Regions from separate parts of the Homo sapiens genome. Here all the other regions are linked to region 1. Evidence: chromatin contacts called from ENCODE Hi-C or POLR2A ChIA-PET data. All regions are on one chromosome and are shown on one strand. Each heading gives the region's core, a stretch centred on a gene start or an enhancer-like site at or near the end of the contact. The rest is flanking DNA. Distances are from core to core; before and after follow the strand shown. Region 1 holds the start of GPX3 (glutathione peroxidase 3). Region 2 has its middle 14 kb from the start of CCDC69. Region 3 has its middle 23 kb from the start of SMIM3.

Region 1 (4,374 bases), core at 1,299-3,798:
AGGGTCCTTGAAAACAAGTCAACCAAATGTATTTAAAAGGCTGCTGATGAAAAGATTGGGAAGTATTGTTTTCATTCTCATTGTTTTCACTGTCATGCTCTTTGTGCCAATGGTTAGACCTCCTTTGAAAGCTCACTGCAGCATGAAAGCCCTTCTTAATGCCAGGGCAGGCTCCCCAAGCCTCCCCACCCCACTGTCCATGTCATCAGTTTTGTACTCCTGTTTTGTATGGCTCAGGCTTTCCTTATACTCTTAGGAATGAAAAGCCACAGACACCACCACTGAGAGACTGTCAAAGATCCTTGTTAAATAGGTGGACAACTGAGATCAGAGAAGGAAAGTAATTTTATTACTTTCCGTAGCAATCCAGGGGTAGCATCTCAGGTCTCTGGCTCCTTCTTGTCTCCCCTAAAGAAATAGACCACCAGGGCTGGGATTAAGGTGAGACAAGTGAGACATAGAGGGTGCAAAATGTAGAGAGATGCCCGCTGCCAGGTGCCAGCCTGCACTTGTGTGACCCTAGGTGCCTTCCCTTCCCTCACCCTGCTGGTATCTGCTGGAAACACCTTTGAGAGCAGGGACTTTGGCTTTTAGACAACTCTTTAGCATCTCTCATGGTGTTAACATGTTGCTAGGTGCCTATTTTGAGGGTCACTAGATGCCTACTGATACTAATGAACAATGGATTTCTGACAAACTGATGTGCACACAGATGTTTATATTTTAGGGTAAATACGAACCTTAAAAGACAACAGAACAACATGGAGAGGGCCTGAGACTGAGTCTAGAGACCTGGATTCTGGTTCCCTCCCTGCCATCAGTTGGTTATGGGAACTTGGATAAATTGCTCCTCATCTCTAGGCTTCAGGGAAATGAGGTGGTTGAATAAAACGTATTGAGCACTTACTGTGTGTCAGCCATTGTTCATATGCTCCCAGGCTTTAACTCAGCTAAAGACTTCCTGGCCTCTGTGGTTCCTTCCACTTCAACAGGCTGTGGTTTGAGGTGGGAAGACTTCGTAGAGAATGCAAAACTTGAGAGACATCTTCCAAATTCCCAGGGGGATGTTAATACCTTTAATCATAGTAAAGGTATGGTTTCTCAAGGCATTTCTTGGTCAGAAGAAAGTTCCAGAAGGCACTTAATCCTAGGACTCACACTACCAAGGCTACAGCCAGGCCAACTGCCTCACAATAACCTTAGAACATGTCTGAAGACAGATTTTCAGCTTCTGCCCCTAGAGATTCTAATGCAGTGATTCCAAAGTGGGGTCCAGGAATCTGTATTAAAGGCTTCCCAGTTGACTCTGGTGGTCAGAGAGATTTGAGACTGATTCCATCACATTCCCCATCTGTGAACGGGATCATACCTAGACAGCCCAGCCCTAGAACTGCCTGGTCTGATCCTAAGTGTTCCATGGAGATTTTGTTTTTTTAATGTAATGAATGATTAAGTCAGCAAATACTTTACATCTCTTGTGTGCTAGGCCCTGTGCCAGGTGGTGATTATGGGCCCTATTCTCAAAGGACTCCTGGTCTCCGTCTGTCACTTACTTTAGAAACAAGTCATCTAGCCAGAGCCAGAAGGGCACTGGAGATCACTAATCAATCCCATCATTACATAGCTGAGGAAACTGAGGCCCAGAGAGTAACTGCAACATGTTAAAGACTACACAGGGAGCAAATTTATTTTCTGCTTCTAAGCCAGGTGGTTTGGCCACAGATAGGCCAAGAAGAATACGAACAGACAAGCCTTGCTGGGTTTCCCACTCAGTTTATTACTATTAGACCATTCCCTTTTTCCCCACTCACATTTCTGCGCATTTCCATGGTCTTCATAGAATCTAAGCCTAAAAATAGAGTTTTCCTTGAGTCTTTGGGTCTTCATTTCTGAAGACTCTCATGTCACAGAAAACTTTAATTAAATAAATCGTTATGCTTTTCTCTTGCTAACCTTTTTCTACAGGCATGTCAGCTGTGATCCTTATGATGGGGAGGAAAGGCACCCCACCTTCTCTGTCCCTACAGTCCTAATGCCCTACCCAGAATGGGGTTTTCAAAATCCCAGGACACCCACTCTTTGTTTCTTAAGCACTAAACCTATATATAGTAAATGTTTCTGGAAGTTTAACTTCAGCTCTTGCTGAAATTTTAAACCCTCAATTTCCAGAGGACCATCGCCAGGTGTTTTTAAAACCTCGATAGGAATAAGAAATGCTTCCCAGAATGGAGACTTCCATCAGTTCTAGGGAGCTATTAGCCCCCTTGCCCTGGCTGTAATGGAGACCGCTGTGTCTGCCTCCTTTCGCACTTTGGAGCCAAAAGAGGAAGGGACCGCCTCCCACGTCCACAGGGACCTGACTTCCACCTCTCTGCCCAGATTTGCTTATGTCACTGTCGCCCCGGGACGGGGAGGTGGGGAGCTGAGGGCAAGTCGCGCCCGCCCCTGAAATCCCAGCCGCCTAGCGATTGGCTGCAAGGGTCTCGGCTTGGCCGCGGATTGGTCACACCCGAGGGCTTGAAAGGTGGCTGGGAGCGCCGGACACCTCAGACGGACGGTGGCCAGGGATCAGGCAGCGGCTCAGGCGACCCTGAGTGTGCCCCCACCCCGCCATGGCCCGGCTGCTGCAGGCGTCCTGCCTGCTTTCCCTGCTCCTGGCCGGCTTCGTCTCGCAGAGCCGGGGACAAGAGAAGTCGAAGGTGAGTGAGCCTCCGGGCCGGGGGCCGGGAGAAAAAACCTAGCCCCTCGGTGTCCAGCGCTCAGTGCAATGCACCCCTTTTCCCAGGCTCCCCGCCAGATGGGCAATCCCCAGGTGCGAGAGACCTCCTGAACCCCTTTTGCCGCCCCCTCCGCCGCCGGGACCCCGCCCCCGACCGTCGTCGTCTCGTAGTTCCATCTGTTGGAGAGCCGAGACCTGGTGCTTCAGGCGGGCAGAATGACTAAGGGAGGAAGGTCTCTCTCCCCGAGCTCGCACTTTCTCCCCACTGCCACCTCGAGGGTCGCCTTGCTACATCTATGTCACCTCCGTGCCTGAGCTGCTCCCCTTCAGTAGGGCCTAAGAGGGAGGGCGTCACAGAAAAAAATGCCCAGCGTCTGGGTGGGCTGTGCAAGTTCCCAGGGAGAGAGACAAGGAGAAAGGAGAGAGGCAGCTGGGTGGTCCTGGTCCTGAAGAACTGCTGTGGGGGGCTCTTCTACCCCAAGAATGATACAGGCAGGTAGAAATGGCCACTTGGATTCAGGGCATTGGTAGAAGAGGCAGAGATCTGTGCTAGAAAGAGCTCTGGAGTGACAGTGCAGAACACTCAGGACCCTGAGTCCTTACCTGCTCCTGGACCCCCGTTTCTCCATCTGCAGGGGAGAGTTTGGGGGTGGGAGTGCATGGGGCACAATGAAGCTGAGGGCCTCAGAGGGGATGCTTGGAGAAGCTGAAAAATCCACAAGCTGTTCTCTGAAATTTCCTCCCCTGGGGCAGCCTCACTACCCAGGACCCACTGTCCTCATTAGCCTGAGGAAACCTGGTAGTTGGAGAAAGCTGGGGACTGCTAATTCAGAAGAAGAGGTAGAATTCTCTAGAGCCTCAGTCTATTTCCAGCAGGTGTGTGGCCCACACCTGGAGTGGGGATACTGAGGCCAGGAGTGGGATGACCCAGCATGCTTATCTCCTTTGACAGTATGTACTGGGGTGGGCTCTGTAGACCTCTCCTCTACCCAGGGAGTGGGAGTGGGTGGGGAAGGAGGCAGAAGCCAGGTGTAGGGATAGACTCAAAGCGAGCGATTTCTGTCTCCAACTTCCCAACATGCATAACTCACATTTTTGCAAGCTCTGAGCTTTTGTTTCTAAAATCCTCTGGGTCTTCACTTTAATTAAGTTCTTATGAGTCTAGGATTCCGTTTCCAAAATTCTGTCCACTTCTCAGGAAGCCCATTGGAAGCACAGGGTTCCTTCCATGTTACTCACCCCTTTTCGGTCCTCAGCCTAAATCCGATTAATCAGCCTCTCCTTGGAGTCAGTCTAAATGGATGTGAAGCCACTTCGTCCAAGTCCCCTCCTTTTTATCCATCCCTGTTCATAATCCCCAACTCAGAAGGCATTTTCCAGGTCAGGAATGGGATCGATTTTCAACATTGAGGTTTGGGGTGGGCCATAGACAGGCCAGCACCGTGGAGTCAGTCCCAACCTTCAGTTTTGGAAAGGTCAAAGAAGATACAATTGGGCCCTGCCTCAAGAAGGCTAGTGGGGAGAACGTGGACTCCATGAATAACTCATCATAGCTGTGTCTTCTCTGCAGCACTCTGGGGAAGGATAAATGGACTCAGAGAGAATAGGATGGGGATGGTCTAGAAAAGTTTTAGGGTGAGGTGTGATCATATCAC
Region 2 (4,374 bases), core at 1,875-4,374, 220 kb after region 1:
CACACCTGTAATCCCAGAACTTTGGGAGGCTGAGGCGGGTGGATCACAAGATCAGGAGTTCAAGACCAGCCTGGCCAAGATGGCGAAACCCCGTCTCCACTAAAACTACAAAAATTAGCTGGGTGCGGTGGCAGGTGCCTGTAATCCTGACTACTCAGGAGGTTGAGGCAGGAGAATTGCTTGAACCTGGGTGGCAGAGGTTGCAGTAAGCTGAGATCACGCCACTGCACACTAGCCTGGGTGACAGAGCAAGACTCTGAAAAAGGAAGGAAGGCAGGCAGGCAGGCAGGCAGGCAGGCCTTCCAACTGGTCAAAGATTCAGGGGTCTGGCTTGACAGGGAGTGAGTGCCCCATTGCGGGAGGTGTTCAAGCAGAAGCTAACGTTGGTCAAGTGTGTTGGAGAAAGTGTACAAGGGTCTGCTGGAGGAGGGGTCTGGAGGGAATGGACTCTTAGATTTGATTGGGACTGGAAGAGATCTTCGTCGTAGTCCCTTTTCAGAGGCAAAAGTTATTCTTTTCTTTTCTTTTTTTTTTTTTTCTGAGATGGAGTCTTGTTCTGCCGCCAGGCGGGAGTGCAGTGGTGCGATCTCAGCTCACTGCAACCTCTGCCCCCTGGGTTCAAGCGATTCTCCTGCCTTAGCCTCCCAAGTAGCTGGGACTACGGGTGGGCACCACCACACCAGGCTAATTTTTGTATTTTTAGTAGAAACAGGGTTTCACCATGTTGGCCAGGATGGTCTCGATCTCCTGACCTCGTGATCCTCCCACCTCGGCCTCCCAAAGTGCTAGGATTACAGGCATAAGCCACCGTGTCTGACCAAAAGTTATTCTTTAAAGGAGTCAGGATTAGGTAGGATTCAAGAGACTTTCACTCTTGTGCAGTGTTGGTGAGAATGTAAATGGTGCAGCCACCGTGGAAAACAGTATGGAGATTTCTGAAAAAATTAAAAATAGAACTGTATGATCCAGCCATCCCATGAAAAGAGATCTACTCTCCTGTGTTCATTACAGCATTATTCACTATAGCCAAGATATGAAAACAACCTAAATGCCCATCAACAGACGAATGGGTAAAGAGAATGTGGTGTACACATATGACGAAATTGTATTCAGGCTGGGCACGGTGGCTCACACCTGTAATTCCAGCACTTTGGGAGGCCAAGGCAGGTGGATTACCTGAGGTCAGGAGTTTGAGACCAGCCTGGCCAACATGGTGAAACCTCGTCTCTACTGAAAATACAAAATTAGTGGGTGTGGTGGCATGGGCCTGTAATCCCAGCTACCCGGGAGGCTGAGGCAGGAGAATTGCTGGAAACTGGGAGGTGGAGGCTGCAGTGAGCCAAGATTACACCACTGTACTCCAGCCTGGGTGACAGAACGAGACTCTGTCTCAAAAAAAAAAAAAAAGAAAAGAAAAGAAAAGAAAAAGATAAAAGAAACAGTATTCAGCCTTAAAAAGAAGGAAATCTTGTCTTTTGTGACAACATGGATGAACCTGGAGGACATTATGCTAAGTGAAATGAGCCAGTCATGATGCCATTTATAAGAAATATCTAAAATAATCAAACTCCTAGAAGCAGAGAATTGGATGGTGGTTGTCAGGAGCTGATGGGGGAGGGTACCGGGGAGTTGTTGCTCAGTGGGTATAAAGTTTCTGTTATGCAAGATGAATAAGTGCTAGACATCTGCTGTACAACAGAGTGCCTATGGTTAATAATACTTTATTACACACTTAAGAATTTAAGAGGGTAGATCTCATGTTAAGTGTTCTTACCATAAAAAAAAACAAATGAAAACAAACAAACAAACAAAAACCAAAGGGGCACAGGAAACTTTTGGAAGTGATGGATATGTCTATTACCTTCATTGTGGTGATGTTTCATGGGTGTATGCATATGTCCAAACTCATCAAATTATTCACATTAACTATGTGCAGTTTTTTTGTATATCACTTATACCTCAATAAAGCTGTTTTTGTTTTGTTTTGTTTTGTTTTGTTTTTTGAGACGGAGTCTTGCTTTGTCGCCCAGGCTGGAGTGCAGTGGCCCTACCTGGGCTCACTGCAAGCTCCGCCTCCCAGGTTCACGCCATTCTCCTGCCTCAGCCTCCCGAGTAGCTGGGACTACAGGCACCTGCCACCACACCAGGCTAAGTTTTTTGTATTTTTAGTAGGGACAGTTTCACCGTGTTAGCCAGGATGGTCTTGATCTCCTGACCTTGTGATCTGCCCGCCTCGGCCTCCCAAAGTGCTGGGATTACAGGCGTGAGCCACCGCGCCCGGCCAATGAAGCTGTTTTTTGAAAAATAGAGACTTCCATTCTGATGCTTGGTTTGCTATTGACTTGCACCATGACTCTGGATAATTCACATACATTCACATTCCCCACCCCACTCTTTGCTCAATTCCTGGCTTCCAGTAAGCACTGCAAAGATTTGTTGAACAAATGGGTGAATGAATGAATTAGTTGGACTGAGTATGAAGTTTACATTCACACTTGTGCATGTATGAGTAATTTCATTTTTTTTTTCTGGGTAAAGGCCTATATCTTGAATTGCCATCACCATCATTTATTGAGAATTTACTATGATATGCTAAGGGCTTCGTATACTTATCACATTTAATCATCAGAACGCGGAAGGGAGACCGGACGGGCTACCACTTCCACTGTATTAATGAGAAAGCTCAGGTTTGGGGAGGGCAAGTCTCTTGCCTAGGGTCCTACTCTGGGATTTGGACCTAGGTCTACCAGACTCCACAACCGGAGCTCTAAAGCCCCATGATAAATTACTTCAGCTTCTCAAAGAGATCTGTGACCCCAGAAGGGTGAAGAGAAAACGCCCTACTGCCCTAGATTCTAATTATCCGAGAGTCTTTGGGGGAACGGGTCGGGTGGTTTGCTGGGGCGGGAATGGAGGAGAAAGCAAGTAAGCAAGAGCACAGGAGGGCAGAGCCCAAGCCAGCAAGGGCTGCTATTTACAGTAGCCCCAGAGCCCCCAGAGAGGATGATAAGGGGGCGGACTGGGAAGAGCAGTTGTAAGAGGAGCCAGGGAGCGGGAGGGGGTGATCTCCTCCCCCGGGCCCTGCTGCCTCCAGCTCACCCTGTCGCCTGATGTCTAAATAAGGTGCAGAGGCACACTCCCAGCAGCTAAAAATAAAACTTCCGCTCCCCCTCCTGCCCTTGGGCTCTGGCGACCTCCTCAGCCCCATCGGGACTCCCCCTTGGCCCGACCGGCTCCCCCTTGGCCCTGAGGCATGCCCTTGCCCGAGCTATAGAATCGTCTCCCCTGAACCCCGACTGCAAGAACATCTGGACCAGAAGGCAGGGGGCGTGGGTCTCACACTTGGCTCTGCCTTGACAAACCTGGGCAAATCTCTTTTCTTCTCTGGACCTCAGTCTCCCCACACGTAAAATGAAGGCATTAGAATAATGACGTAAAGCTCTAGCATTTTTGAATGAAGCCAAGATCCCATACTCTGGGGTCACATTTCACCAGAGTTTGCCCACTGCAGTTTTGTAGGTTCGGCAGATCCACGCAGAGTTTTTTTGTTTTTGTTTTTGTTGTTTTTTTTTAGGCGGAGTCTCTCTCTGTCGCCCAGGCTGGAGTGCAGTGGCACGATCTCGGCTCACTGCAACGTCCGCCTCCCAGGTTCAAGCAATTCTTCTGCCTCAGCCTCCCGAGTATCTGGGATTACAGGTGCACGCCACCATGCCCAGCTAATTTTTTATACTTTTTGGTAGAGACGGGGTTTTGCCATTTTGGCCAGGCTCGTCTCAGACTCCTGACCTCAAGTGATACACCCTCCTCCGCCTCCCAAAGTGCTGGAATGACAGGCGTGAAACACCACCACATCCAGTTCCACGCAGTTTTTTTTTAATAAATATCGGAATTATCTGCTCTCCATTAAATATTTGGAGAGTTCACATAAAAGTGGATTTCCAGCTTCTCTTGAAAAATCTGGCCACATCTGGCCGGCGTGTGTCCAGCAACAATGAGCCTGAGTTGGGTAGCGGCCGCCCCCTCTTGGCGGCATGGATGTACTACAGGTGGTTGGAGGCATTCTAACCGTTTCTTCCATCCCTGCAGTCAACGGTGTGTGAGGCGCCGGGATTACAGTGAGTATTCTGAGTATAGGCAGATTCTGTTTGCATCCCAGAGCCCGGGACACTGGTATTGCTCTGCCTGGCAAATGTTTGCTGAAATAGCCGGCTAATGGAATGCTTTGGAAACTGTAAAGGATGCATGATGATGGTGCCTCCTGCCTGAAATTTGGTGCCAGAGTACTGCTAGTCCCTGTACTGGAATCCAGGTCCCAAGCCCTAAGGGACAAGGTCCTCATACCCTCACCCCAAACCCAACCCGATCCCTCCTTGG
Region 3 (4,374 bases), core at 912-3,411, 220 kb before region 1:
ATTTCCATTTGCCAGAGTATACCTTAATTGATCCAGATGGAAGAAAAATCTATTAATTCCTATCAATTATTATCCTAGCAATTCAACTTCTAAGTCCATCATGTGATCCAGTATTACAGAAGAAGAAGTCTGTTAATGGGAGGCAGATGGTCTTCTAGCAATAGAGATGGCAAGGAACTGGTGGCCTCAAGGAGAGCTCAGAGAGGTCTACTGGTGGCGACAGAATGAGAACTTTGCTTATAGTATTGCTGAAACAATACTATAAGAATAATGAACACTCTGGGATGCCAACACAGGCGGATCACTTGAGGTCAGGAATTAGAGATCAGCCTGGCCAGTATGGTGAAACCCTGTCTCTACTAAAAAAACAAACAAACAAAAAGTGAGATAGTTGAGTTAGAAAATGTATAGTGTTTTGTTGGCCTCTTTGAAAAATAAGCGGTCTGATAATATGTAACAAAGTTTAAAAATTGTATCTATTGAAATTAGTGCTTATATTAGTTGTGTGAGATGATTTACATTTAAAAATGTAAAGAATATATGTGTGCTTATAGGTAAGAACAATACATGAACATATTTTCCATCTGCTCCCAATACGTGTCAGTTCATCTTTCTACATTTAACATTTACTGAAGGTAGCAGAAGTAACGTTTTGGAAGAAAAGGATGTTTGGTAAATCAGAACACTATTTCTTGCAATAACTAAAGATCATTAATAACATTTCTTCCAAACTTCCCCCTCCCCAACTCCAACTCCAGAAATAACCAACTAGTTTGATAATTACTAGAAGAAAAAAAGAGAAACAATTGTAATATTTATACAGACATAAAGGAATGGTCTGGTAAATATGGTACAAACAATGAAATAAAACACGGCAACTGAGCACTATCTATTATATTGGTAGTTAACAAAAAGCAAAATACAAAATTGCACCTTCTCAACACCAAAAAAATTGCAGATTTTGCCATTACTTTTAGAATGGTAAAAACTGCATTACTTTTGCACCAACCCAAAACAATTATCTATAATAAAGTCATGAATATATATATTGTCAATTTGTCACTAATAAAATTATTTTGGTGGTATTTTGTTCCATTTCTTCTTACAGGGGTAATTTTTTCTGTTATACCTCAAATGTAACTGGCTTAAACTGATTTCTTTTTTCAACCAAATATGTGTCTTTGGAAACAAACATTCTAATGGCATGCCTCTATACATATCTACCTAGTTCAAGGGAATGCAGTTTGGGAGACTGTGTGTACATGTGTGCACACTCCTGTGCGTACATGTTAAAGTGTAACGTGATCCACCTGAAATGTACATGCAGCTGTTTATATCATGTAGCCATCCATTTCATGATAAATATGTTTGGAAATAAATTTGTAGTACTACCTCCCAACAGCAAATCTTATTTCCTTTTAGTTTCAGTAATAGTATTTAGTATTAGTTGTCACTAATAAGGATTATTTTTAATTTGCAGATGGAAAGCTTCTTCCTTTCCATCCATAAATCGAGTGTTTCTTCTCAAAGGCAATGGTTCTCAAACTTTAGTATGCAACAGAATCACCTGAGGAGCTTTTCTTTTTTTGAGATGGAGTCTCGCTCTGTCGCCCAGGCTGGAGGGCAGTGGCGCGATCTCTGCTCACTGCAAGCTCCGCCTCCCGGGTTCAGGCCATTCTCCTGCCTCACCCTCCCGAGTAGCTGGGACTACAGGCACCCGCCACCACTCAAAATCCTGGTCCTTATCTGCAAAGATTCTATTTCAGTGGGCCTATGACGGAGCCAAGAATTCTGCATTTTTAAGGCAACTTGCTGTCCTTTGAGAAACATTGCACTGAAGTATTTGGGAACTTTGTTTCACTGTGATAGCTGTCTGGGACTTAAATCTTCCGCCAAAGGAAAACCTGGAAAATTTTGTGATTGAGCAAGCAAATCAAGCCCATGCGTAGTAGTAGACTGGGAACCGGTGGGTGTGAGACCCAGGCTCTATGTGGCCTACACTCTTCTGAACTCTTCTGAGTCTTGATTCCTGGTCTGTGAAGTGTGCAGTGTATCCGAATTAAATGAGAAAATCATTCCGTGCTTTTAGGGTGAGTTTGAATAACTTTTAGGCAGTCCACCAGATGGCGATATAACTTTTTTTTCAAATGGAGTGGTTAGCCTGCCGAAGTTGTGAGAGTCAGTCCTACAACATTCCTAGCAGATCAAGATTTTATGTTCCCAGTTCTGGCTTCAGAGACTGTAGCGATAACACAGGGCTCATGCAGTCCAACATCCCGTATAATACAGGTTGCCAGTTGTTGCCTTTTCAGTATTTCTCCTGTGTGATCCTGGACTGCTTGTGTCAGATTCACACAGGAGCATTTGCTTACAAATGCAGCTTCCAGGGCCCTGCTTCAGACGTACTGACCGAGAATCTCTGGAACTGGTTCTTCAGTATCTGCTTTGCAAAAACAATCCGTAAGTGCTCAACAAACAGGTTAAAGTCTGAGAGCCACGTGCCAGTGAAAAGGAGGTTCACGTCTTGCTGAAGCCACCCCTTATTAGCTGTTTTGTTAGAATTCCTCCCTCGGTGAGAGTGGGATTAAGGATTCAGGGATGCTAGTTCTGCCCTCTTGAGGCCACACTGAAGAGATCAACTTCCTTTTTCTTGGGAAATGTCTGAACATTTTGAAGGTCGCTAATCATGACTTACCTCACCTCCGCCCCTATCTTCTCTGGGGGTGGGGAAGAAGTCATACTTTGCATTACAGGTTGGCTGTCATCCTCCTTCCCTTTCCAGGAACACTATAACCAGAGACTAAGAGCGAGGACCTTCACTATTTCTTAGCTTTGTGATCGTGAGCAAATAACATAAACTCTTTGAGCCTCAATTTCCTCTTCTGTAAAATACGAGTGAAAATAATTATACCTACTTCAAAGGATTGTTATGATTATTACATGGGGTGATGAATGCAAAGTGAAAAGGTAAAATATAGCAAAATGTGATCTATTATTAACAATAATGAGCTTCAGTTTCTACATCTGTAAAATGGTGATGATAACTACTAGAGCATGGGGAGAATTAAATGAGGTAATATAAGTAAGGTAGTTGGTTAATGTCTGACTTAGAAGAGGCTCTCAATAGTAGTAATTATAAGATGGCCAATAATGTAAAAACACCAATGGTCTATGCCCCTAATGATGTGGGATTTTAAAAATCACTGAAGTAATGAGATTAGCAATTTCCTTACTGTTATCCTGTAGGATCAGCCTTAGAACAAGTATAAAACTTGTATCTCTTCTATACTAAGTTCCTTTTAGAAAATGTTTCTTAATGAATCCACAATTATTTAATAAAACACAAAGTATTCAATTTTTAAGTATTAATTCCTCACAGAAATTGCTTTCTAAAGTTTTAAGGGTGCAAAAAACATTAAAAATCTTTCAGTAAGCTAAAACTTTAATTAGGCCCTTATATAATTCTTGCTAAAGAGAGAGAATGGAACTGAGACTGTGAAATGAAATGACAATGATAATATTTCCTTTGAAATTTTTAAGGCCAAGTTGCATTAATGCAACTTTGAAATTGTTCCAATCACACAAGGTATTTAATTAAAGCAAATGAAAGGCTCTTCAATTCCCATAAAGATTTACATGGTAGGAAAAATGTTTCTGTTTTAGCAGGTCTATAACATCATTTTTAAAAATTACAAAAATTATTGTATCTACTTTTAAAGCTGGACAGCAATAGTTATAGAGAGAATCATTTAATTTTAGAGTCAAGCAGACCAAATTCCCATCTGGCTCCACCAGCGTGTTCCCTTTAGAAAGTAACATTTAAGAGTTTCATTGCCCTTGTTTGTAAAAAAGGGGATCATATTTGCCTCCACAGTGCCGCTGAGGGGTTTAAACAAGGTGCTGAATCTAGAACACTTACAGAGAGCCTGTAATAAGTACTCAGTGCTTAAATGTTACCTAAAAACAAAGGAAGATCATTAGCACTACCGTAAAAAATTATATATGGGTGGGGCACATTGGCTTGATTGGTTTCGCTATATGGGTTTCAACCAAACGTCTTGGGGAAAAATTCGGAAGGCAATAAAAGGAAAGTGGAAAGGACAAAGAGGATTGGAGTTGGGGAGGGTAAGAGACAGTTATAAGTCTGAGGAAAAATTAGGAAATAGCATAGAATTCTAATTCAAATAACTTAATTACCCTTGTATTTATATTTTTTCTTAAAGTTGTTTTACTTTAGTGAGCAGTCTTTCTTCTCAGATTGTGTCTTAGCATATTAATGAAAAAAACAGATGATAATATTACTGTACAATAAGAGTTTAGCAGTGATTGAAATTCAGTGTCAATGAAGACACAGGGCAATGGAGAGAAAAATCA

What was found. Hi-C counts contacts between places; a loop is a spot of excess contacts on that map. ChIA-PET counts read pairs that join two places held with the same protein, here RNA polymerase II (POLR2A). Pooled maps may share reads with other maps.
Region 2: a loop to region 1 is called in a pooled map, with 2.7 times the contacts of the local background. The contact joins the enhancer-like site here to the promoter of GPX3 in region 1. A Hi-C loop is called at or near these places in 1 of 168 maps with a recorded cell type or tissue (gastrocnemius medialis) and 4 of 50 pooled maps. POLR2A ChIA-PET finds 5 or more read pairs at or near these places in 2 of 52 experiments (HepG2 and activated B cell).
Region 3: a loop to region 1 is called in a pooled map, with 7 times the contacts of the local background. The contact joins the enhancer-like site here to the promoter of GPX3 in region 1. A Hi-C loop is called at or near these places in 1 of 168 maps with a recorded cell type or tissue (heart left ventricle) and 6 of 50 pooled maps.

Annotation. Positions count from the first base shown.
Region 1 is chr5:151,018,043-151,022,416 of GRCh38, forward strand. It overlaps GPX3 (glutathione peroxidase 3), which reads left to right and starts at 2,549. Exons shown (of 5, transcript NM_002084.5): 1 at 2,549-2,699. The coding sequence starts at 2,613. RefSeq lists an enhancer at 3,994-4,374.
Region 2 is chr5:151,235,412-151,239,785 of GRCh38, forward strand. No RefSeq gene overlaps it. Among named protein-coding and RNA genes, the nearest start is that of CCDC69, 14 kb to the left of the region's middle. RefSeq lists a silencer at 3,877-4,171. Within about 2 kb of position 3,125, at least 16 of the 41 ENCODE cell types and tissues checked have a DNase peak (open chromatin) inside an H3K27ac peak, as active enhancers do; they include gastrocnemius medialis, where a contact is called at or near this core.
Region 3 is chr5:150,799,115-150,803,488 of GRCh38, forward strand. No RefSeq gene overlaps it. Among named protein-coding and RNA genes, the nearest start is that of SMIM3, 23 kb to the left of the region's middle. Within about 2 kb of position 2,162, at least 11 of the 41 ENCODE cell types and tissues checked have a DNase peak (open chromatin) inside an H3K27ac peak, as active enhancers do.